2 separate regions of the Homo sapiens genome follow, and region 2 is linked to region 1. The links are chromatin contacts, found by Hi-C in ENCODE. All regions are on one chromosome and are shown on one strand. The core of a region is the stretch at or near the end of the contact, and the rest is flanking DNA. Distances in the headings are between cores, read along the strand shown. Region 1 holds the start of CFAP300 (cilia and flagella associated protein 300). Region 2 overlaps LOC105369460 (a long non-coding RNA gene).

Region 1 (6,801 bases), core at 1,178-3,677:
CTTTTTTTTTTTCTTAACATTTCTAGCTCCCCAAACTATACATGCCTTGTAAGCTGGGATCAGGTCTCTTCATCTTTTTATACCCTCTAGAGGGACACAGTAAATATTCAACAAATATTTATTGAATAAATGAATTATACTAAAATTTTTACAGTATTCTAAAATTCAGTGTCCTCAAATCCTGATCTTTAAAAAAAATTATAGACAGCCAGTACTGGTATAAATAAAAAATATAAAAAACTACATAATAATCTAACCATGAGTATTTGAGAAATGTTATTAATGTCATTATCAGTAGCATTATAATATAATGGCACTATAACACCATCTTAGGGAAAGGGAGGTAGACATTTAACCAATTTACTCTCTGTTATGGGTTGATAGTGTCCCCCCAAAATTTACATCCTTCCTGAAATATCACAAAGTGACCTTAGTTGGAATTAGCGTTGTTGCTGATGTAATTAATTAAGATGAGGTTATGCGGGGCCCTTAATTCAATATGACTGGTGTCTCTATAAGAAGAAGAGATGCAGACATATGAAGGGAAAAGGCTATGGGACTGACAGGAAGAGAAGAAAGTTCTGCAGCTGCAAACTAAAGGACGCCAAGGGAGGGTGGCAACCGCCAGAAGGCAGGAAGAGGCAAGGATGGATTCTCCCCTACAGGTTTCAGAGGAATGATGGCCCTGCCAGCACCTTGATTTAAGACTTCTAGCCTCCAGAACTATGACACAATCCTACCTAATGTTCTCCTTTCTCCATTTCCTCCTATTTTCTTTACTGCCCTTATCACTATATGAAATAATCAGATTGTTTTTTCATTTATTGTAGTCTTGCCAAGGCCCGTACAATCTTTGACAGCTGGGCTCTTGTCTTGTTCCTCCTCGTATCCCCAGCACTGGAAGGAATTCCTAGCACATGATAGGCCCTCAGGAAGTGTTTGTTATGCCAAACTATAAACTACAGTCAATGCATGAAGGACATGAATGGCAGAGAATGAAGATAACTTCATAAACTGTAACAGTATTTTCCATTTGATTGAGGAGAAAAAAAAAACAGGATTGAAAATAATGGACTAAATTTTAACAAACACACCAAAACTTAAACTTTCAAGTGAGTTTTACCTCTCTCAAAGTAGTCACCTCTAGTAGTCAAAAGACTTATTCAAATCACTGTGCTACGGCTTCATACTTTTTTGGGGGAATTCCTCATTTGGAACTGTTGGTAGAGCCTGAAGCCCAGTTCTCAGAGTGGGTGTGATGTTGAGAAAAAAATCGAAAGTAATTTGGAGCTAGTAAATAAAGCGGCGATAAAGCTGTGTGATAATATTTAAAATATTTTAAAATGAGATGTGCCTATTGAAAAAGAGAGGCTGGGGGTGGTGGCTCGCCTGTACTCCCCAGCACTTTGGGAGCCCGGGGATTCAAGACTAGCCTGGGTAACATAGTGAGACTCTGCCTCTAAAAAAATTTTTTTTAATTAGCTGGACGTGGTGGCCTGCACCTGTAGTCCCAGCTATTCAGGAAGCTTGAGCCCGGGAGGTCCAGGCTGCAGTGAGCTGAGATGGTGCTACTGCACTTTATTCAGCCTGGGTGACAGAGAAAGACCCTGTTTCAAAAAATAAGTAAATAAAATAAAATAAAACAAAATAAAATGAAACAAAAATAAACAAAGGGAGAAACTAATCTTCTAGAGAGCGCGCGATCTTCCAGAACTGCAAAGTTCCCCGAGGCAAGATACAAGATGCTGAAAGTAGAGAAAGAATGAACTAAATGGCAAACAAATTTATGATGACTGATTCGAAACGTAAAAGTTCCTTTAAAAAAATCATTTGCACCTTTTATTACTCCCAAACGCCAAGAAAACGACGTCAGTAAGGAATAGCGTGTTCACAAGAATCTATGCCAACTTGGGGGGAAGTTTAAAAATCCGCAGAGACCCAGGGAACTCTCCGACCCCCATACTAACCATAACGAAATCATCCTTCCGATAGGACTGAAAGGTCTGGTCAAAGCCGAACGCCTGCGCCTTGATTCTGCCCAGCATGGACCTGGGGCAGAGGAGGAAAAAGAAATCATCTGGGGGCTGGCACCCTCTCAGAGCGCACCGATAACCGATCCCACCCACAGCATCCGCCCTTCCCGGGTGGTTCGGGGTTCACTCAGGAAGCCTCAGGGTTCACTCAGAATGGCGCCGACCCGCGCGGGCCCCTCGACGCCCGGCCTGCGCCTCCACAGCCGCGAAGACCAAGGGCCTCTTCTCTCCCTGTGCCTCGGTTCCTCACCACTGGCGGAGCCGGCTGGTGATCTCCTTAGAGCTCAGAGACTGGAAGGTTTTCTGAGGCAAGAACCTGAAGTAGTAGCCACCCAAGTCCCCGAGCTCCCCAGTAGCCATCGTGCTCTCGGCTGGGTGGATGCCTGGGCCGTTTCCATGGAGACGCGGCGGCCGTCGTGTCGGAGCGACGCTGCGGGGGCGGGGCCACACGTCTCTAGGGACCCAGGAGTTCCGGCCTTGCCGCCGCGGGTGCAGGGAGGGAGGTTAGCCTGTCTTTCCCAGGAGCTTGTGCCACTCCACTCCCCAACCCCGGGCTTGGCGGTTAGGGAAACTAGGGGTCGGGGATGGAGACAAATTGCCAATCGATACTTGTTGACATTAACTTTTAATAATAATTACTCAGCATGGGTTAATATTCTAGTCTCAAGAGCTATAACCTCAGATTTACAGTTATCTACGTTTGATGACTCAAACGTTTCTGAAGAAAAGATTATTCTGAATTAATTAGGTTTATCTATTTTGGAAGACAAATGTCTATGTGACTACTTAGGAAACTATTCTGTTTTACCATCTGTTTTTTTTTTTTTTTCCTTAAAATGTACACTTGAAGGCCAAAAAAAAAAAAAAAATGTTTCCATACACAGTACATTACAACATGCTGTTTATTTATTTTTGTTTTTTAGACCACTTTTGTTCTGGTATGCGTGCTGTTTAATAGAAAACACACTTTTCTTATTTTCTATTGAAAATTATCTTCGTTTCTACTTTTTTTTTTTTTTGAGATGGAGTCTCGCTCTGTTGCTCAGGCTGGAGTGCAGTGGCGCGATCTCGGCTCACTGCAACCTCCGCCTCCCGGATTCAAGTGATTCTCCTGCTTCAGCATCCTGAGTACCTGGGATTACAGGCTAAGTTTTTGTATTTTTAGTAGAGACAGGGTTTCCCCATGTTGGCCAGGCTGGTCTCGAACTCCTGACCTCGAGTGATCCGCCCGCCTCGGCCTCCCAAGGTGTTGGGATTACAGGCTTGAGCCACCGCACCCGGCCTGTTTCTATGGTTTTTATTTTTGCCTTATAGCAGTGCATTTGGACTTCAGAATGGAGGGATAGTTCTTTTCCATCTCGTTGCTTTCTCTCCTTTTCCCCTAGCCCTTAAGAACTTGATTATTTTTTAACAGCATTAGCAGAAGAAGAGACAGGGAACAAAGACAAAAAAGAGAAACAGAGGGAGAGAGAGATAGATTATTCCTTTTCATTGATGTTTAGTATTCTGTTACTTGACTATACTACAGTTTATCCTTTTGGGCTGTTTCCTCTTTGAGGTTGTTATGAAAGCAGCTATGAACATTCCTGTGTATGCCTTTAGATGGACTTATGCACCATTTCTGTTGGAAATACATCCAGGATTGGAATTGCTCAGTTACATGGCATAAGTATGTCTAGCTTTACTACATACTGTCAAAAAGTTTTCTAAAGATCAGTTTACATCCCAACCAGCAATGAATGAGATTTCCCGTTGTTCAACATCCTTGCCAACACATAGTATTGCCAGTCTTTTAAAATTTTAGCCATTCTAGGGAGTTTGTATTAATTTTTTATTGTGATTTCAGTTTGCATTTCCTTGATAGTTAATGTTGCTGAGCAACTTTGCAATATGCTGGGTCATTTGGATATCTTCTTTAGTGAAATGCCTATTTGAGTGTTTTGTCCATTAGGAGGAAGAAGGGTTGTCAGTCTTTTTCTTACTAATGTTTAGGAAGTTTTTATATAATATGGATATGAGCCCATTGCCAGATATACATATTGCGAACATTCTCTTTGCTTGTAGCTTGCCTGTAGCTTTGATGCTCAGAAATTCTTAATTTTAATGAAGTTGAATTTATCAACTTTCTTTTTTATGTGTCAGGTTTGATTTCTGCCTAAACAAAGTCAAGAAGATAGTCTCGCATTTATGTCCATAATCCATCTCAAAATAATTTTTTGAAGCTGAAGATTAGTTCTTTCCCTGTGGTTTTTCAGTAGACGCAGCTCTATATATTGGTAAGACTATTTCTAATCCAGTGAATTGCTGTGGCACTTAAAAAAAAAATCAAGTGAGTGTTTTTGTTCTTTCTATTCAGTTTATTGGACTGTCCTTACACAAATGCCACATTGTGTTAATTACTGTAGGATTATATAAAGATGTGATATCTGATGGTATAAGTTGTCTAACTTTGTTATTCTTTTTCTTCAAGATTGCATAGGCTGTTGCTGTTTCATTTCTGTATAAATTTTAAATTGGGTTTATCATTTTCCATCAAAGAAACCTGATGGGATTTTTTTTTTTTTTTTTTTTTGAGACAAGAGTTTCACTCTTGTCACCCAGGCTGGAGTGCAATGGCGTGATCTCGGCTCATGGCAACCTCCGCCTCCCAGGTTCAAGTGATTCTCCTGCCTCAGCCTCTGGAGTAGCTGGGATTATAGGTGCCCGCCACCACGCCTGGCTAATTTTTGTATTTTTAGTACAGACGGTGTTTCACCACATTGACCAGGCTGGTCTTGAACTCCTGACCTCCGGTGATCCACCTGCCTCAGCCTCCCAAAGTGCTGGGATTACAGGCGTGAGCCACTGTGCCCTGCCCATCTGATGGGATTTTAATTGGAATTGCATTGACTATCTACATGAATTTAAGGAGAATTAACCTTGTAACAATATTGTCTTCTAAACTATAATAAATATCTATTTATTTAGATCTTTAATTTCTGTCAACAATATTTTATAGTATTGAGTGGAAGAGTATTGATATCTTTCATTAGATCAATGATTCTCAATCAAGGTTAATTTTGCTTCCCTCAGGGACACTCAACAATGTTGAGATATGTCCCAACTGAGGTGAGAAGTGCTGTTGGCATCTAGTGGGTAAAGATCAACTATCCTGCTAAACATCCTGCAATGTACGGGATAGGCCCCCACAACAAAGACTGATCTGGCTCAAAATGTTGATAGTACCAAGGTTGAAAAACCCTATTTTAGTCCGGAAGTGGTAGCTTATGCCTGTAATCCCAGCATGTTGGGAGGCTGTGGCAGGCAGATCACTTGAGACCAGGAATCAAGACCAGCCTGGGCAACATGGTGAAACCCTGTCTCTACTGGAAATACAAAAACATTAGCTGAGTGTGATGGCACATGCCTGTAATCCCAGATACTAGGCTGAGGCATGAGAATCACTTGAACCCGGAGGTGCAGGTTCCAGTGAGCCGAGATCACACCACTGCACTCTAGTCTGGGTGACGAAGTGAGAATCTGTCTCAAAAAAAAAAAAAATTGCATTTTTTTGGTGCTATTATAAGTGACACTTTAAAATGCTTATTTTCTTCCTGTTTGTTGTATTATATAGTTATACAATTTATTTTGTATATTGATGTTGTATCCAGACACCTTGCTAAATTATCTTTTTATTTCTCATGGATTGTTAGTTTTTTTTGGAGTTTCTCTATACACAATTGTGGTATCTGGTTATAAGAAGAGCTTTACTTCATTTTGTTTAATATTTGTGCCACCCCCCCAGCTGCCCCCAATTACTTTAGTGCACTGGCTATGATGTCCAGGATAATGTTAAAAAAGAAGTGGTAGTAGAGGACATTCTTGCTTTGTTTACAACATCATAGCAAAAATGTTCGGTTTTGGGTTATTTATTTTTGTGTTTATGTTTATGTTTATTTTTTGATTAAATTTTTTTTTACCATTACATAGGGTATAAACTGTAGGTGTTTTAGTTGATACCTGTTATCAAATTGAGAAAATTTCCATCAATTTTTTTTGAGATTTAAAAAATTATGTAAAAGCGTTAATTTTTTTCACATTTACCAAATTGACCATATGTTTTTTCTTCTTTATTCTGTTAATGTAGTAAACTAATTTGTTTTGTTACTGTGAAGCCAACTTTGCATTTATATAATAAGCCCCAGTTTGTTATACTTTTCTTAAAAGCACATTATTAAATGTGATAATACCATGTTTAAGATGTTTGATTCTATGTTCATGAGAGATATTGGTTTGTGATCTTCCTGACCGTTATATGCTTGTTAAGTTTTACTACTATTAATGTTTTCCTGACCTTCTACAAGGAGTTGAAAAGTTTTGTCTAATTTTCTATTGCTAAACTTTTTTTTTTTTTTTGAGATGAAGTTTTCCTCTGTCGCCCAGGCTGGAGTGCAGTGGCACGATTTTGGCTCACTGCAACCTCCGCCTCCCAGGTTCAAGAGATTCTCCTACCTCAGCCTCCTGAGTAGCTGGGATTACAGGTGTACATTACCATGCCTGACTAATTTTTGTATTTTTAGTAGAGACTGGGTTTCTCCATGTTGACCAGGCTGGTCTTGAACTCATGACCTCAAGTGATCCTCCTGCCTCGGCCTCCCAAAGTGCTGGGATTACAGGCGTGAACCACCGTGCCCAGCCTAAACTTTCTATAATATTGGTAATATGTATTTCTTAAATGCTTTTTAAAATTGTGCCAAAAAGAAAACTCCATCTATGACTGTTATAGTTT
Region 2 (6,801 bases), core at 2,780-5,279, 230 kb before region 1:
CAGACTATGCCAGCACTTTATACCCAGAATCTTTGATTATCATAATAACTCTATGTAGTACGCTGAATAGTATCCCACAGAAAGTCACGTCTACCTGGAATCGCAGCATGTGACTGTGTTTGGAAATAGGGTTATTGCAGATGCGATTAAGGTAAGAATGGAGAGATCATACTGGAGGGGGGTGGGCCTCAACTCCAAGGAAATTGTCACTATAAGAGACAGAAGAACACACAGAGACACAGAGAAGATGAGGCAGATTGGAGTGAAGGGCCTATGAGCTAAGGAAGGTCAAGGACTGCCAGAAACCCCTAGAGACCCAGAGAGGCCTGGAGTGGTTTCTCTCTCAGAGCCTCTGGCAAGGAAGCAACCAAGCTGATTCCTTGATTTTGGATTTCTGGCCTCCTAAACTGTGAGAGAATAAATTTCTATTATTTTAAACTACGCAATTTGTAGTAATTTGCCATGGCAGCCCTGGAAATCTAATACAATCCACAAGGTAGATATCATTAAGTAATTTGCCCAAGTTAGGCAGCTACTATGTCAGTGCCTACTAGTCATCTACCTATTAATAGCCACCCTTTCCTTTTTTCTTACCAACAGAGAAAAGTTTTATTTGGGTTGGCAATATGCTCACCCTAATTACTACATTTTTCAGCCTACTCATAGTCACTGAGAGAGAAGCAGAAGTCACTGGGAAGACTAAATAGAGGAAACTGAGTTTTTTCTCCCACCCCAACACAGACATCATGACTGAGCTCCCATAGTCAGGAAAAAACTTGAGAATGGAAACCATATTCTATTTTTTTTTCATACAAGGTCTCACTGTCATCCAGGCTGGAGTGCAGTGGCATGATCACAGCTCACTGCAGCTTTGACCACCTGGGCTCAGGCAATCCCCCACCTGAGCCTTCCGAGTACCTAGGACTACAGGCTTGCGTCATCACTACTGGCTACTTTTTTTCTTTTTTTTTTTTTTGAGACGGAGTTTCACTCTTGAGCAATGGCGCGATCTCGGCTCACTGCAACCTCCGCCTCCCAGGTTCAAACGGTTATTCTGCCTCAGCCTCCCAAGTAGCTGGGATTACAGGTGCCCGTCACCAAGCCCAGCTAATTTTTCATATTTTCAGTAGAGACAGGTTTTCACCATGTTGGCCAGGCTGGTCTCGAACTCCTGACCTCAGGTGATCCACCTGCCTCAGCCTCCCAAAGTGCTGGGATTACAGGTGTGAGCCAATGTGCCCGGCCTAATTTTCTTTTTAATTTTGTAGAGATGGGGTCTTGCTATGTTGTCCAGGCTGGTCCTGAACTCCCAGGCTCAAGCAATCCTCTAGCCTCAGCCTCCCACTGCTGGGATTACAGGCGTGAGCCACCATGCCTGGCCATTGGAAACCATATACTAAGGGGTGTGGAACAAGCTTGGGTCCCTGATGACTGTGGAGTTGCTCTATCAATGCTGGACCTCTTTATCACAAAAGAATAATAAGAATAAACATTTTCCTTGTTTATATCACCGATATCTGGGTGAAATCTACTCCAAATTGCAACAGTTACTAAAGGCTGGGATTAGAATCTGAACCCAAACACATATGATGTTAAAGTCTCACATTCATTCCATTACCTTGCCAGCTTCCCTGACCATGGAAGCAGGTCTGCAACAAGCCCTGGCTCAGCCACTAACACACACAACAAACAAGTACCGACTACAATATATAGGAGTCATATGCTCTTCTAGGTTCCAGCATACAACAGTAAACAAAGACAAAAATCCCTGGGATTTAATTAATATTCTAATAAGGAATGATATACAATTTTTTAAAAATATGTAAAATGTAGGCTGTGTTAATGATAAATACTATAAAGCTAAATAATGCAGAAAATGTAGATAGGGAATGCTAGGAAGAAGGGTTTCAGGATTTGTTGATTTGTTTTTATTGTTTTTGTTTTGTTTTGTTTTTGAGATGGAGTCTTGCTCTGTTGTCCAGTCTGGAGTGCAGTGGTGCGATCTCGGCTAACCACAACTTCCACCTCCCAGGTTCAAGCAATTCTCCTGCCTCAGCCTCCTGAGTAGCTGGGACTACAGGCGTGAGCCATCATGCCCAGCTAATTTTTGTGTTTGTATCAGAGATGTAGTTTCACTATGTTGGCCAGGCTAGTCTCGAACTCCTGACCTCATGATCCACCCTCCTTGGCCTCCCAAAGTGCTGGGATTATAGGCGTGAGCCACTGCACACGGCCTTGCTAATTTTCTGTATTTTTAGTGGAGACGGGATTTTGCCATGTTGGCCAGGCTGGTCTTGAACTTCTGACCTCAGGTGATCCACACACCTCGGCCTCCCAAAGTACTGGGATTACAGGTGTGAGCCACCACACCCAGCCCCTGAAATTTGAATTGAAGACAATTTTTAACATGTCATGAAATGTTATCCTTTTGATTTTTTTTTTTTGCAGCCATTTAAAAATGTATCTTAACATTCTAGTCAAAAACAAAAACAAAAACAAAAACAAAACAGGCAGTAGACTGGATTTGACCTGCAGGCTGTACTCTGCTAACCCCTGCTTTAGACAGATGTACATTTATTCAATTTTTTTCTTAACTTGGTACATTTTTTTAAATGCATGCTAATGATGAACTTCTTAAAGTTACAGTGCTGGTATCTTGACCCACCAAAAAAAAGTGGTTGCAAATCATAGATCCAAAATGTATTTGAGGCAGAAGATTGTTCAGAACAAAAATCACTGAAAAGATACATTTTTAGACATAGCTCCTTTACAATTACTTCTTGATAGACAATGGAATTTAACTCTGCACTTACATTCTAATTCTACTTTGACAACGGAACCATTGGAAAAATGTTGGCGTATATTTCTCCAGTTTTGGTTTTATATTTTCTTTATAACTTAAAAAATCTAATTATCATTCTTTTTTGAGAAGGCACTCAATAAATGCTTTTTGAATGAATGATCCAGTCTGTTAAAACTGAAACATTTGCATTCACCCTGGCTTAGGCAAAATTGTAATGAAAGTTATCTTGAACATGCACAGTCTGCGTTTTTCTCTCTATACGGTATGTCTTCTATTAATGTTGTTTTTAAACAACCTTTTCCCTTTCCTTCTCTTGCTGAGATCTCAATACCCTTGCGATCCCTTCCACTTTTTATTAAAACCTGTGCTTAGGGTGAATAAGAGCGTTACTCTTAGAATATTGTAAATAACTTCTAGCAGCAAACTGTTTTACTACACTGTTGGGCTCATTTGCATTTTAATAGAATGAATGAAGCTTTGCATCTGGCATGTTAATACTCAGGGAGCCAACAGGTGGGGAAAACATTTCTTCCAGGAACCTCAGGTAAACTTCTGCTTCAGAAATCATGTCCCATAAGAAGTCACCTCCTTCACCTATGAGGAAAGACAACCACGCTGTCACTGGGCGGAATGGTCACAGCTGGCCTGTGGTGGAATCATGCATTGTAACAGGCAAAGGCTCCAATCAAGCCTGTCCTCTACCCTAGATCTGGGGCTGATAGCATTCTGCAAGAACAGCCACAAAATAAGAACAGGAATCATCTGCACTTTGGAAACACCAACACACTGAGACCTGTTTTGGAAAAAAACAGTGTCTGAAATGGAAAGCTTAGGGGAGACACTTCAAACTCAAAGAACTCCCTGCTGAGATTTTAAAGCCCCACCACATAAAGAAAAAACCTTGACGTGTTTGACTAGCAATTGACAATTTATGTAAAATATCAACTTTCATATCACCAATATTTATATCGCCTAACTTTTATAAGGAACATAAAATATACACATGACTATTCGACCTGCCAAGAAATGATAGCTTGGTATACTGTCATTGGCCTTGGATCATCGCTTGAATTGAGCAACATAATTCAGAGCACAGAGTCTCCGACTCACGGGGAATATAAAATTCTTATCCAAGGACAATGTAACCCGCTTGCAAATATAATAGCGCACGTGCAATTCATCGCGTCTCTCTTTCCCCTTTTGTTCATTTGCTCTCCACTAGAGGATGTGATCTCTGAAACTTTGCTCTTTATGCCGATGGTTTGCAGGGGACTGAGTGAGAATGGGAGCTGAAAGAGAAACAAGACCTTCGAGTTCTCACATTACATTATACTTTCCAACCGTTTGAAGTTAGTGTAACCCTTTGCTAAGTACTTGGCAAACTTTAAACTATACATCTGTGAAGCTGGGTTTTTTTTTCCTTCACATTACCTTTCACCTACTTTAAAATAAACCACTCATTGTTCAAGAGGGAAAAATCAAATTTGTTTTTCCAAAGTAATCTATAATGGAGTAAAACATTGTTAGAAGGTTTGCAATTAACTAATTTACTGTGCAATAAATCTCAGAGGGAATGTAAATTAATGAGGAAATCACTTTTTACCTTCAATATTTAGGCTTCTATTTTCTTTATTAACAAAACATAAGCTTTTTTAAATTGGAAAAGTATATGAAGTTGATTTTTAAAATGTTTACACCATGGAGAAACATAAAATTAAAGTGAAAAAGTAATAGCTCATTTTCTTGTATATCTGGGTTTGTTTGGGTATTAAAATAATGAAAGCAAACACATGGAAATAAGAAATTTGTTTGCAAATGTATTAGATTTAACTTTAGTTTTAACTCTATTTCCCCAGATTTTATCACTTAGAGATGACAAAAACTATTTTAAATCAGTTTAGAAAGTGTAAAGAGGAGGCCTACTGTGTTCCAGGCATGATGTTAGGTATCAGAGGTGATATGAAGATGGAATGACCTGGAATCCTTAACTCTGTAATAGACATTTGTATAAAATAAAATGGAAACTTCATACCTTGGCTGGTAAGGGCTTTAATGATCTTCTTTGCCTGGTTCCCACTGCTTTATCATACACACCTTGTCCTACAGCCATACAAAATTATTTTTAATTCTCCAAATATGCCAAACCTTCCCAAGCCTTTATGCCTTTGCAAATACAGTTGTCTCTTGGTATCCATCGGGGTTTCAGGACCCTCTGCAGATACCAAAATCCAAGGATGCTCAAGTCCCTGATATAAAATGGTGTAATATTTGCATATAACCTACATACATCCTCTTGCATACTTTTGTTTGTTTGTTTTTGAGACAGGGTCTCACTCTGTCACGCAGGCTGGAGTGCAGTGGCATGATCTCAGCTCACTGCAACCTCTGCTCCTGGGTTCAAGTGATTCTCGTGCCTCAGCCTCCCAAGTAGCTGTGACTGCAGGTGTGCATCACCACGACTGCTTGCCTCAGCCTCCCAAAGTGCTGAGATTACAGGCGTGAGCCACCATGCCTGGCCTCTCTTGTATACTTTAAACCATTTCTAGATTACTTATAATACATACTACAATTTAAATACTATGTAAATTGCTGCTATACTATTGTTTAAAAAATAATAAAAAGAAAGGCCAGGCGCAGTGGCTCACGCCAGTAAACCCAGCACTTTCGGAGGCCAAGGCAGGTGAATCACTTGAGGTCAGGAGTTCGAGACCAGCCTGGCCAACATGGTGAAACCCCGTCTCTACTAGAAATACAAAAATTAGCCAGGCATGGTAGCACATACCTATAATCCCACCTACTCGGGAAGCTGAGGCAGGAGAATTGCTTGAACCCAGGAGGCAAACTGCACTCCAGCCTGGGCAACAGACCAAGACTCTGTCAAAAAAAAAAAAAAGAATGAGAAAAAAGTCTGTACATGTTCAGTACAGATATGATTTTTTTTCCAAATATTTTCCATATGCAAGTGGTTGAATCCACAGATGCATAACTCATGGATGTGGAGAGCTGACTACTCATCTCTCTACTTGTAAGGCCTTTCCCTTGGAATACTCCATGAAGCTCTGGTCATCCTTCACAAGTCAACTCAAATCACCACCACCTCTTTAATGACTGCGGGTCCCTTAGGTAAGTAAAAGTCCTTGGATCTGCCGCACTCAAGACACGCCTATCCTTTTTTTTTGTTTTGTTTTTGTTTTTGAGGTGGAGTCTCGCTCTGTCGCCCAGGCTGGAGTACAGTGGCGCGATCTCGGCTCACTGCAAGCTCCGCCTCCCGGGTTCACGCCATTCTCCTGCCTCAGCCTCCTGAGTAGCTGGGACCACAGGTGCCCGCCACCATGCCCGGCTAATTTTTTGTATTTTTAGTAGAGACGGGGTTTCACCGTGTTAGCCAGGATTGTCTCGATCTCCTGACCTCGTGATCCGCCCGCCTCGGCCTCCCAAAGTGCTGGGATTACAGGCATAAGCCACTGCGCCCGGCCACGCCCATCTACCATATTTCTCACAATGGTTTCTTTTTCTTTTTTTTCTTTTTCTTTTTCTTTTTTTTTTTTTTTTTAGACAGTCTCACTCTGTCAGCCAGGCTGGAGTGTAGTGGTGTGATCTTGGCTCACTGCAACCTCCACTTCCCAGGTTCAAGCGATTCTCCTGCCTCAGCCTCCAGAGTAGCTGAGATTACAGGCACCCACCACCATGCCCTGCTAACTTTTTATATTTTTAGTAGACACAGGGTTTCGCCATGTTGGCCAGGCTGGTCTTGAACTCCTGACCTCAGGTGATCCACCTGCCTCAACCTCCCAAAGTGCCAGGATTACAGGTGTGAGCCACCATGCGCAGCCCTCACAATGGTTTCTAATTAGCGATTTCTTTTTCTGTCTATGGTGAGCTCCTTGAGAGCAGGCGGTGGGAATTTGTCTCCTTGATATTCCCATTGATTATCCGTCGCACCTAGCACATGGTGGGCAATATTGACAGTGCTGTGGAAGCAGTGGGGAATGAGTGAC

Evidence for each region. A loop is a pair of places that touch in the nucleus more often than their neighbours do.
Region 2: a map of ascending aorta shows a loop between it and region 1 (2.7-fold over the local background). The contact joins the enhancer-like site here to the promoter of CFAP300 in region 1. A Hi-C loop is called at or near these places in 2 of 168 maps with a recorded cell type or tissue (ascending aorta and chondrocyte).

What each region holds. Positions count from the first base shown.
Region 1 is chr11:102,043,063-102,049,863 of GRCh38, reverse strand. It overlaps CFAP300 (cilia and flagella associated protein 300), which reads right to left and starts at 2,427. Exons shown (of 7, transcript NM_032930.3): 1 at 2,284-2,427; 2 at 1,968-2,049. The coding sequence starts at 2,393.
Region 2 is chr11:102,277,124-102,283,924 of GRCh38, reverse strand. LOC105369460 (a long non-coding RNA gene) reads right to left here. Exons shown (of 5, transcript XR_007062863.1): 4 at 4,836-4,903; 5 at 2,686-4,092. Among named protein-coding and RNA genes, the nearest start is that of BIRC3, 37 kb to the left of the region's middle. Within about 2 kb of position 4,029, at least 4 of the 41 ENCODE cell types and tissues checked have a DNase peak (open chromatin) inside an H3K27ac peak, as active enhancers do.